Regions from separate parts of the Homo sapiens genome. Here all the other regions are linked to region 1. Evidence: chromatin contacts called from ENCODE Hi-C or POLR2A ChIA-PET data. All regions are on one chromosome and are shown on one strand. Each heading gives the region's core, a stretch centred on a gene start or an enhancer-like site at or near the end of the contact. The rest is flanking DNA. Distances are from core to core; before and after follow the strand shown.

Region 1 (3,310 bases), core at 507-3,006:
CCGCAAGCAGTCCGTGAGGGTGGTGATTCCTGGTATGTGGCTTTCCCCGTTCACACTGCTCTCCCTCCCTGGGCTCATGGGCCAGAAGGAGGTGCAAGAGCCAGGCAAGTCCAAACTAATGTCCCAGCATGGGTCTATCGTGGTGGAGACGCCATGGCAGGCTTGACAGGTGACATCAGACTGCAGGCCACCTGTGAAGATTTGGTCTATGATGCAGTTACAGTGGTTGGGATTGTTGGCCGCCTTCCCGACATCATCACCTTTGCAGTGCCTGTGCAGGACATCTAACGCTGCAATGAGGAACTCGTGGGCATCCTGTTGCCTGTACCCTGCTAAATGGCGGGCATGTATCCACACCAGGTGCAGTAACTTATAGGGCACATGAGGAGACGGGTTTCCAGAATACAACTCCCGAAACAGCGACGACATCTCACAGACCAGACACAACTCGGGACTCGGCATCTCACATCGGTGCCTGTCAGAGAGAAAGAAATCTCTCAGTATCGGCGTGTGGGTGAGGGCCTGGACAATGCAGTTCATAAAGCACGTGTTGCCAAGATTGATGAGTCCTCTTAAACCGATCGTAAAGCTGGAGGTGATTCTTCTTCTCCTCGGGTTGTGCCCCAGCAGTTCTAATTCTGGTTTGGTTGTTTCCCAGGTTGGGAATTTCTCACCAAGGCCTGGCACTGAACACTGCTGGTGAGAAACCTCTGTTGAGGTGGAGGCTTGTAATTTCAAAGCTTCTCCTTGCTCTTCTTTGGCAATTTGCTCAATGTCTTTGTCATATACATAGTCCTTACACATAAAGCAGTATATACCTCCGTAATACAGGTCTACTGCTAAGTTGTGTTGTTTCGTCTCTGCGTGCTCGTGAATGTGTTTCTCCGTGAAGCAGCCAAAGAAGACACAGGAAAGGCAAGAGTGGAGTCTGTTCAGATGGGTGCCACACACATGGCAGATGCAGGACTTTGCCTTGCTTTTCCTGGTCTCTGGGGTTCCACACCACACGAAGCACTGGTAGATAACCCGCAGTTCCTGCCTCCAGTTCTCTCCCACCTTAAAGCTGTTCACGTGAGAACAGCCTGGTGGCCCCACGGCAAAATCCACATCCAGGCATCCGCCCCCAGGGCCGCGCCGGGGCCGGGGCCGGGGCGGGGGCCGGGGCCTAGGCTGCGGCGGGGTACGGAGCCGGGTCTGGGGCCGGGGCCGGGGTCGGCGGCGCGGCGCACGACTGCGACGCGGAGAGGGATCGGGGGGCCGCGGTGGATCGGAGGGAAGGGTGGGGGGAGGAACCTCGTCGCTGTTGCCGCCACCGCCGCTCCGCGCTGGGTTCTCATCCTCCAGCTCCTGCTTCGGCTCCTGCTCCGCCTCCCGGACCGGCTCGGGTTCGGGCTCCAGCTTGAGCTCAGCCCGGCGGCCCGGACCCTCCGCCGTCTCCACCTTCCCAGCGGCGTCCACCTTCCCCGCCGTCTCCACCTTCTCGGTGGCGTCCACCTTCCCCGCCGCCTCCGCCTTCCCCGCCGCCTCCGCCTTCCCCTCCACCTTCGCCTCCGCCTCCACCTTCCTCTCCGCCTTCTCCGCCGTCTCCGCCTCCTCTACCTCCTCCGCCTCCACTGGCGGCGGCTCCTCCCCCTGCTCGCAGGGCTCGGGCGGCCACTGGGCGTGGCGGCGCGGGGGCCACGCAGACCTGGGGTGTCCCCCGCCCGGCCTGAGGGAGCGCGGTGGCTGTGGCAGCTGGACCCAAAAGGGACTTTCACTGAAGGAGGCGGCGGCGGAAGCAGGCGACGCCCCCGGGAATCCTCCCGCCGAAGCCCCCTAGTGGAGGCTGCTTCTGCAGCCAGGCCCCGTTTCCTTTAATTCAGTATTTTCCAAACTTGCTTGTTCACGAGAATCACGTGGGGAGCGTGTTAAAATTACAGATTCCTTGGCTCCACCCGCAGGCCTACTGAATCAGAATCTCGAAGGGAGGTACTCCGGAACCTGTATCTCTAACTAGGGCCCCAGAGGCTGCTTATGATCAGGCAAGTTTGGGAAACACAGCTCTAATTCATTGAGGCTGGCGGGAAGGGGGGCGGGGACCGCGCAGTCTCTTTAAGGCGCTTCCAGCTCTCGGCTCCAATCGCTGCTCTGACCCCCTTCATCGTCTCCTCCCCTCTCCTCGTCCTTCCCCTCGTCTATGCAGGCTTCCCTCGGCCACTGCGGGGCTGGGGGCCGAGCGGGTGCCAAGTCCAGAAATGTTTCTGAGGCTGTGAAATGTCCCCTCTGAGGGGGGTCCTAGGGAGCGCAGGCAGAAGCCGTGACAGGCCATCATTTCGGCGGCCGAGCCTGCCTCTAGCCTCGTCCCTGTCTCCCTTCCCACGCCAGGTCCTGCGCTTCCCGAAAAGGATGAAGCTCCAGCTGCAGTTCTGGGGAGGCCTGGACCCCAGCTCCGGGGGGGCCGGGCTACCAAGGCCGCTGGGCCTGGAGAGGCGCGTCCCTGGCCCATCTTATCAGCGCTCTGCAGGGTCTGGGCCTGCTGCTCGCGTCCTCCTGGGCTCCCAAGGCCACGGGTGGGTTAATGGCTTGACAGCCGGCCTCCTGGCCCAGCAGACGCTGAGCAGCCCGATGGCACAATCCACCTCTTCTCTCCAAGGCCAGCTGGAGGGACGAGGCACGACAAGGCCATCCCTACAGCTGGCACTTCCCCTACAGCTGAGAGGGGGCCTAAACTACAGGACACACTCCCAAGACCCTTAAGCCCTGGCAGCATCCCGGGGGAGGGGGGCAGCAGGTGGAAGTGGAAAGAAGCCTGTGGAGCTGCCAGCAGGGAGAGGGAGTCGGACATGAGGCTGAGAGGCCTCTGGGAACCCCTGTGCCAAGGGGCTGCTGGCACTGGGCAGCAGCACCCCAGAGCCCACGAGGAGTGTGCCCAGAGCAAGTGGCTCAGACCTGGGTCATGGCTCGAGGGTGTCGGGCTGTAGCTGCTGGTCCCAGAGAGTGCAGCCCAGGGCAGGCATCAGGACAGGAGTAGGAGGAGAAAGAGTGTTCTAGGAAGAGTCTAGTCCCCTAATCCTGGTGGTGGCTGGCTGTAGCCTAGTGCACGCTGTCTGGCTTGTGTGGCTGTGCTGCCTGAGTATACATACCCTAGCAACATTCTCCTTGCTCAGCACTGGACATCAGCTCTCCACCTGGCCCCTTCCTCTAGGGAGGGGATGGGGAGGCCTCCTAGGGTTAGCAGCAGGAGTTGGGCCTCAGGAATCAGGAGCCCTTGAAAGGAGGATGCGTGGTTCCCATAAAACTGAGGGTTGCCCTGGGCCCTACCCTTCCTGAG
Region 2 (3,310 bases), core at 227-2,726, 1.3 Mb after region 1:
AGGAGGCTACTGCAAGAGTTCAGGCCCCCAATCCTTCTTCTATATCCCTTCAACTATGGTTGCCAGAATCACCGTGTCCAGTCTGGCTCCTGTTAAATCAGTCCTCTATGGTGCTGTAACCAATCTAACACATCTACCTACAACACTCCCCTGCTTCAATCTCTTCAATGGCAACCCTAGAGTCCCAGCAAGCGGGCCTATGGGGCCCCAGCCAGCCTCTCACCAGGTTTTTTGAACTTTACACTCTAGTAGTACCAAACTGTTAGAAGTTACCTTGAAACCATCCTGACTCCAGGCCATTGATTGTGCTGATCCCCTGTCTGGAACATCCCTCCCACTTTCTTCACGTGGTTCACGCCCAGCTCAGGCATCATCTTTTTTCTGAATGTCAAACTTCTACCTTAGAGCTCTATTACACTGAAGTGATGTGTGGACCCTCTTATCACTGCCAGTGCCACTGGTTGGTCGGAGCCACCATCATTGTTTACTGGAACTATGGCAACAGCGTTCTTCCTCAGCATACACACCAAAGGCCCTTGGCGATCTGTCTCTGTCTTAGCGCTCTGATTCACCTCCTACCACTCTTCCCCTCATTCTCTCCACTCCAGCAATCAGGAACCTACGGGAACATGCCAGGCTCATTCCCATCCTCTAGTCTTTGCCCTTGCTATTCCTTCTGCCTAGAATACTCTTCCCTTCTAATATGCACATGGCTGACTCCTTTTATTCGGGTCTCTGCTCCTTCAATACCTCCTCTGGGGATTTCCCTGTACAACCTTGGCTAACGTGACTCCCTATTTCATAACCTTTTTCATTATTTTAGTGTCCGAAGCATCTCATTTCTTTAGTTGTCTCCACCCACGAGCCTGTCAGCTCATCAAAGTGGGAACTTGCACATAAGTGCACTCTCAACACATGGGTTGACTGACTCCAGAGCCAGCACCTTCTCATTCCTCAGAGCCCCACCCTCAACTACTGCGGCCCCTCCTCCAGCCCCATAGCCCCTCCCCTTTGTCTATAAGCTCCACCCATTCATCCCATAGACCCCCGCCTCGTCCCTCTATTTTCAGTCCCACGCCCCAAGGTACGTCGCTAACGCTCTCAGGCTCTCAGGCCCTCCCTACCCCTCGCCATCATCACTTGGCCCTCAAGCTTCGCCGCTCAGGTTATGTCCGAAATCTCAGGTCCCGCCCTCCATCCTATGACAGCCACCGCCTCCCCCTCCCCTGGGATGCCTCGGCGGCTGGGCCGACTCACCGCCAGCCTCACCTTGACTCGGACCCGCACCACCTCTCGCTCCTCCTCCTCAGCGGCCGCCGCCGCCTGAGCTCCCACACCGGGCGGGGGCGCTCCGGAGCCAGACAAGTCCGAGGCCCCGGAGGCTGTTGCCATCCCGCCGCCGCCCGTCTCAGGGTGACGGCTGACCGTTGCCCCCCACCCCGGCGCACACTCTACTGTACTGACGCCCGCCGCCCCACCTCGTGCCGGGGCGCAGGCGCAGAGGGCGCCGCGCGACCCTACCCCCCACCGTCCCTCCCACCTGGCCCTGCCTGGAGGTCGCCTCTGCGCCTGCGCCTAGAGTGCTGTTGCCAGGAGCCCCGCCCCCAAAAGTCGGGCATTTTGCTCTATTTCAGCTAGCGTGCAGACGCCTACTGAGGCCCCGCCTCCCCCAGCCCCGTGGTTTGGTTGTTTTGACAGCATACTTCCGGATTCACGGAGGTGTTAAACTGACGCCTCGTTCGCCAAGAGAAGGGGGCGGGGAAAGGAAGAGGCTGCGTGATGACGTCAGGCCCACACCCCGCCTCAAGTTGCCTCACGCCTCTGCTGGCAGATGATGTCATCTATTTCAAATACCAGTGGCCCTCGCTTCAAATGAATCCACTGAACAGAAAAAAATCCTTTTTTTTTTTATTTTTTTAGGCAGGGTCTCGCTCTGTCATCCAGGTTGGAGTGCAATGGCGCGATCACAGCTCACTGTAGCCTCAAAGTGAGCTATGATCAAGCGATCCTCCTGCCTCAGCCTCCCAAGAGCTGGGACTACAGGCGCGTGCTACCACGCCCAGCCAATTTTTGTATATCTTGTATAAACAGGGTTTAGCTGTGTTGCCCAGGCTAGTCTCGAACTCCTGACCTCAAGTGATCCACCCGTCTCGGCCTCTCAAAGTGTTGGGATTACAGGTGTGAGCCACAGCCCTCGGGTAAAGTGTTTTTAAAAATATACTCAGCAGGGTGCAGTGGCTCACGCCTTATAATCTCAGCACTTTGGGAGGCCGAGGCGGGCTGATCGCTTGAGCCCAGGAGTTCTAGACCAGCCTGGGCAACACAGCGAGACCCCGTCTCTAACAAAAAATTAAACAATTAGCTGGACGTGGTGGCGCACACCTGCAGTCCCAGCTACTCGGGAGGCTGAAGCGGCAGGATGGCTGAGCCCAGGAAGTCAAGGCTGCAGTGAGCGGTGATCACACCACTGCCCTAACCTGCACCACAGAGCAAGGCCCTGTTTCAAAAAAAATTAATAATTTATACCCTGACTTAGTAAGGTCAGATAAAACAGGAAAATGGTTTACACATTGTGAAAATTCATGGAGATTTTGTACACTGATGATTTTTGTACTTCCTGTATGAATGTTATACTTCATTAAATAATTTGCCCCCAAAAAACACTATTATGCTCTCTGGAGTTCTAGCTTTTTAGTTTGCCTTTGTCTGAAACTTGACGAGATCATACTTTCCCAAGTTTACACATCTAGGAGGCAAATTTCCAGGTAATTCAACTCCAGGAAGGACACTAATGCTTCTAATTGAAACCCAGGAAGAAGTTAACAATCAAGCCTTCAGAAGGCAGAAAGCGAGACAGACCCAGGGAGCTCAGCAGCATATCTCTAAAGCTCTGCCATTATTGAACCAGCTCAAAGGATCCCCGGTCTTTGTGTCCCTTTTCCAAGTTTCACATTCTCAGATCTTGGGGAATCACTGAATCACTGGAAAAGCCCTCTGTCCAGCTTGGTCTAGAGATTTCTTTGAAACCTGACTAAAATGTTGGTACTGACTGCCAGGGACCAGTTGAAAGAGAAGTGGCCAGGCTCAACTACGAACCAATCAATGGGGCCCAAATGATACCATCTATAAAAGATCAGCTTTTTGGGGTCCCAGAGCAGGGTGGATAATGGATCCGGAAGAGCAAATGGGGAATGCCCAGCAGAGCATGCAAAAGGCTCAGCAATGTGCTGAGCACATAGTTAGTGATCAAAACAATGAATGGAAGAAGCCAAGAATAAATGAAGAAAAATTTTAAAAAATAAACTGAGTC
Region 3 (3,310 bases), core at 342-2,841, 1.1 Mb after region 1:
TGGCAATCCATATATTTTCTTAATTTCTCGAGAGAAAATAGACATTGCTAGTATTTTATTAATCTGTTCAAAGAATCAACTTTTAACATTGTTGGCTTTATTGTATCTTTGCTTTCTATTTCACCAGTTTCTGCTGTTATAATTTCCTTCCTTCTACTTTCTTAGGTTCCACTTGCCATTCTTTTCCCAGTTTCTTGATAGGGAAGCTCAGGTCATTGATTTTCAACTTTTCTACTTTTCTGATCTGTGCATTTAGAACTATAGATTTCCTCTAAGCACTGCTTTGGCCACATCTGCATCATTTTGATAGTCTGTTAGAAATAAACTCCACCTATTCCTCCCATTATTCTATTCTTCCCTGCCAGCTTAGATTCACTCCCCAGATCCTGCTTTGCAGACTCGGAGCTCCATCCTTGCAAATTCAAGGACGAGCAGGGATGGCTGTCTTCAATAACAGGAAGGCCAGCGTAGCTCAGAACCCAAGAGTGAGTGAGAGATAAGTGGGAGGGCAAGGCAGGGTCTGGATCCTGCAGACTCTTGGAGGTGAAGTTACAAAGCCTGCTTTATAAAATGATGATCAAGACATAGTCATCACACAAAGGACTGGGTGCAGTGGCTCACGTCTGTAATCCTAGCACTTTGGGAGGCCAAGGTGGGTGGATTACATGAGGTCAGGAGTTTGAGACCAGCCTGGCCTACATGGTGAAATCCTGTCTCTATTAAAAATACAAAAATTAGCTGGGCATGGTGACGTGCACCTGTAATCCCCTACTCGGGAGGCTGAGGCAGGAGAATCGCTTGAACCTGGGAGGCAGAGGTTGCAGTGACCTGAGATTGCACCACTGCACTCCACCCTGGGCGACAAGAGCAAACCTCGGTCTCAAAAAAAAAAAAAAAAAAAGACATAGTAATCACACAAGGCTTACTGTGTGCCAAGCCCCGTTTTACACACTCTACAAAAATATAATCCATTTTATTTCTCACCACAGCATATAAAATCCCTATAGTCAGAGTGCCCGGAACACCATGTCCTTCCTCCTTTGGCCTCCTCTACAGGGAAGTGTTCTGTCTTCCTACAGGGTCCTCTTCAAGGTCCCCTTCAGGTTGCCAGGGGCCTCTGAATTCCTCTCCTAAAGCTCAAGGTCAGCGCTGTGTTTCCTAGCCTCTCTCCACATGGCCTTAATCATGACAGCTTTGGGGGCACCCTGCGTGAGCCACCTTTGTATCTCTCCACCTGTCCCTGGCTAAACTGGGGGAGGAGCCAGCCCTCAGCCCCGGCCCAGCCCTGCACACCTGAGCACAGGGCCCTCCATGGCTTAGAGCCGGGCCTTTCCATGGGCCTCTGCTGCCCTCTGCTTGTCTCTGAAAGAGAAAGGGAGAGAGGAGGACAGGAAATGGGAGCCCGCAGAGAAGGGAAACAGGTTACTAGACCAGTTTCAGTGCCAACACCCTTGCCCCAGATCCCCAGGGGCCATCTTGTTCACCTGTTTCTCCAAAGTCCTGCCCCACATCTTGACTGGCAGCCTGGAGGGCAGATGGCGCAGCATGGCAGGGTAGGCGTCTTTGCCCAGGGTCCTCCCGACAATCCTCTGGCTCAGCGCCTGGAGATCAAGGGGCAGGAATGGGAGGGCACAGGCTGAGGACTGTGGGAGGTGACACAGGTAGGTAGTGCAAATGGAAGGACTTTAACATTAAATTCAGGGCCTCAAAATTGAAAGCTTAAAGTGGATGTGTGTAAGGGATTACTTCTTGTTAACACTGAAGGCTGGGTGCGGTGGTTCATGCCTGTAATCCCAGCACTTTGGGAGGACAAGGCACGTGGATCACCTGAGATCAGGATTTCGAGACCAGCCTGGACAACATGGCAAAACCCTATCTTTACTAAAAATACAAAACATTAGCCAGGCATGGTGGCGGGCGCCTGTAATCCCAGCTACTTGGGAGGCTGAGGCAGGAGAATCGCGTGAATCCGGGAGGCGGAGGTTGCAGTGAGCCGAGATGGCGCCATTGCATTTCAGCCTGGGTGACAGAGCAAGACTCCATCTCAATAATAATAATACTGAAAAACCACCAAGTATTAAGGGGATCTTTATTCTAGCGTGTGATGCCTCTGGTCTACTTAGGGGTATGTCTCCAAAGTGTGAGATCTGTGAGCTGTTTGAGAGTGTGTGTCAGGGGTATGAAGTTGTGAGCTATCTGAGTTAGAGTATGACTGCTCTGACCCATTAGGTGTCTGTTTCCAAGCCAAGATCCCTGAACTCTTAAGAGTTCTGAGCCCCTTGGTCAAGCACGGTGGCTCACGCCTGTAATCCCAGCACTTTGGGAGGCCAAGGTGGACGGATTACTTGAGGCTGGGAGTTCGAGACCAGCCTGGCCAACATGGTAAAGCTCCATCTCTACTAAAAATACAAAAATTACCCAGGCATGGTGGTGTGCACCTGTAGTCCCAGCTATTCAGGAGCCTGAGGCAGGAGAATAGTTTGAACCCGGGAGGCGGAGGTTGCAGTGAGCCGAGATCGCGCCATTGCACTCCAGCCTGGGTGACAGAGTGAGACTCTGTTTAAAAAAAAAAAAGTTCTGAGCCCCAGGGTGTGATGTTCCTGAATTATTTTGGGGGATGAGTTTTGGGGGATGAGATTTGCAGTCTTCCTCCTCCTCCCCACTCACCCTTCACTCACCCTCACCTTCCGCTGCTGAGAGTCAGAGAACATTCATCAGCCCAGTTGCTGTTCACTTTACCCTGAGCAGAACTCCCCCATCTCCCTTACAGGTTACTTGTCTGGCCCCTGGAGCATGTGAGTTTGAGATTTTTGTTTCTAGTTACCCCCAACACAAACACTTTGTGTTGTGGATATTGTTTTGTTTTTGTTTTTTTTTGAGACAGTGTCTCACTTTGTCACCCATGCTGGAGCCCACTGGCGCCATGATGGCTCAGTGCAGCCTCAAACTCCTGGGCTCAAGGGATCCTCCTGCCTCAGCCTCCTGGGTAGCTGGGACTACAGGTGTGTGTCACCACGCCTGGCTAATTTTTGTATTTTTAGTAGGGATGAGGTCTTGCTATGTTGCCTACAATTGGCCTGCTTTGGCCTCCTGAAGTGTTGGGATTACAGGCGTGAGCCACCGTGCCCGGCCAGATATTGTTTTTAAGCATATGATTTTCCTTTAAAAAGAGTTACACAAATAATATGTGAATACAGGTTTGTATAAAAGATTTGAAAAACAGGCTGAGGGTGGTGGCTCACACCTGTAATTCCAGCACTTTGGGAGGCTAAGGCGGGTGGATCAATTGAGATCAGGAGTTCAAGACCAG

The links. A loop is a pair of places that touch in the nucleus more often than their neighbours do. ChIA-PET counts read pairs that join two places held with the same protein, here RNA polymerase II (POLR2A). Pooled maps may share reads with other maps.
Region 2: a loop to region 1 is called in a pooled map, with 22 times the contacts of the local background. The contact joins the promoter of TBC1D25 here to the promoter of USP27X-DT in region 1. A Hi-C loop is called at or near these places in 1 of 37 single-sample maps with no recorded cell type and 6 of 50 pooled maps. POLR2A ChIA-PET finds 5 or more read pairs at or near these places in 1 of 52 experiments (PC-9).
Region 3: a map of PC-9 shows a loop between it and region 1 (19-fold over the local background). The contact joins the promoter of GLOD5 here to the promoter of USP27X-DT in region 1. A Hi-C loop is called at or near these places in 1 of 168 maps with a recorded cell type or tissue (PC-9). POLR2A ChIA-PET finds 5 or more read pairs at or near these places in 2 of 52 experiments (PC-3 and activated T-cell).

What each region holds. Positions count from the first base shown.
Region 1 is chrX:49,877,802-49,881,111 of GRCh38, reverse strand. USP27X-DT (USP27X divergent transcript) reads left to right here and starts at 1,756. Exons shown (of 2, transcript NR_026742.1): 1 at 1,756-2,021; 2 at 2,365-3,310. USP27X (ubiquitin specific peptidase 27 X-linked) reads right to left here and starts at 1,628. Exons shown (of 1, transcript NM_001145073.3): 1 at 1-1,628. The coding sequence starts at 804. RefSeq lists silencers at 1,277-1,356, 1,397-1,806.
Region 2 is chrX:48,537,880-48,541,189 of GRCh38, reverse strand. It overlaps TBC1D25 (TBC1 domain family member 25), which reads right to left and starts at 1,476. Exons shown (of 6, transcript NM_002536.4): 1 at 1,270-1,476. The coding sequence starts at 1,392. RefSeq lists enhancers at 821-1,321, 1,322-1,822 and a silencer at 1,316-1,535.
Region 3 is chrX:48,760,028-48,763,337 of GRCh38, reverse strand. GLOD5 (glyoxalase domain containing 5) reads right to left here and starts at 1,591. Exons shown (of 4, transcript NM_001080489.3): 1 at 1,485-1,591. The coding sequence starts at 1,547. RefSeq lists a cis regulatory region at 1,097-1,839.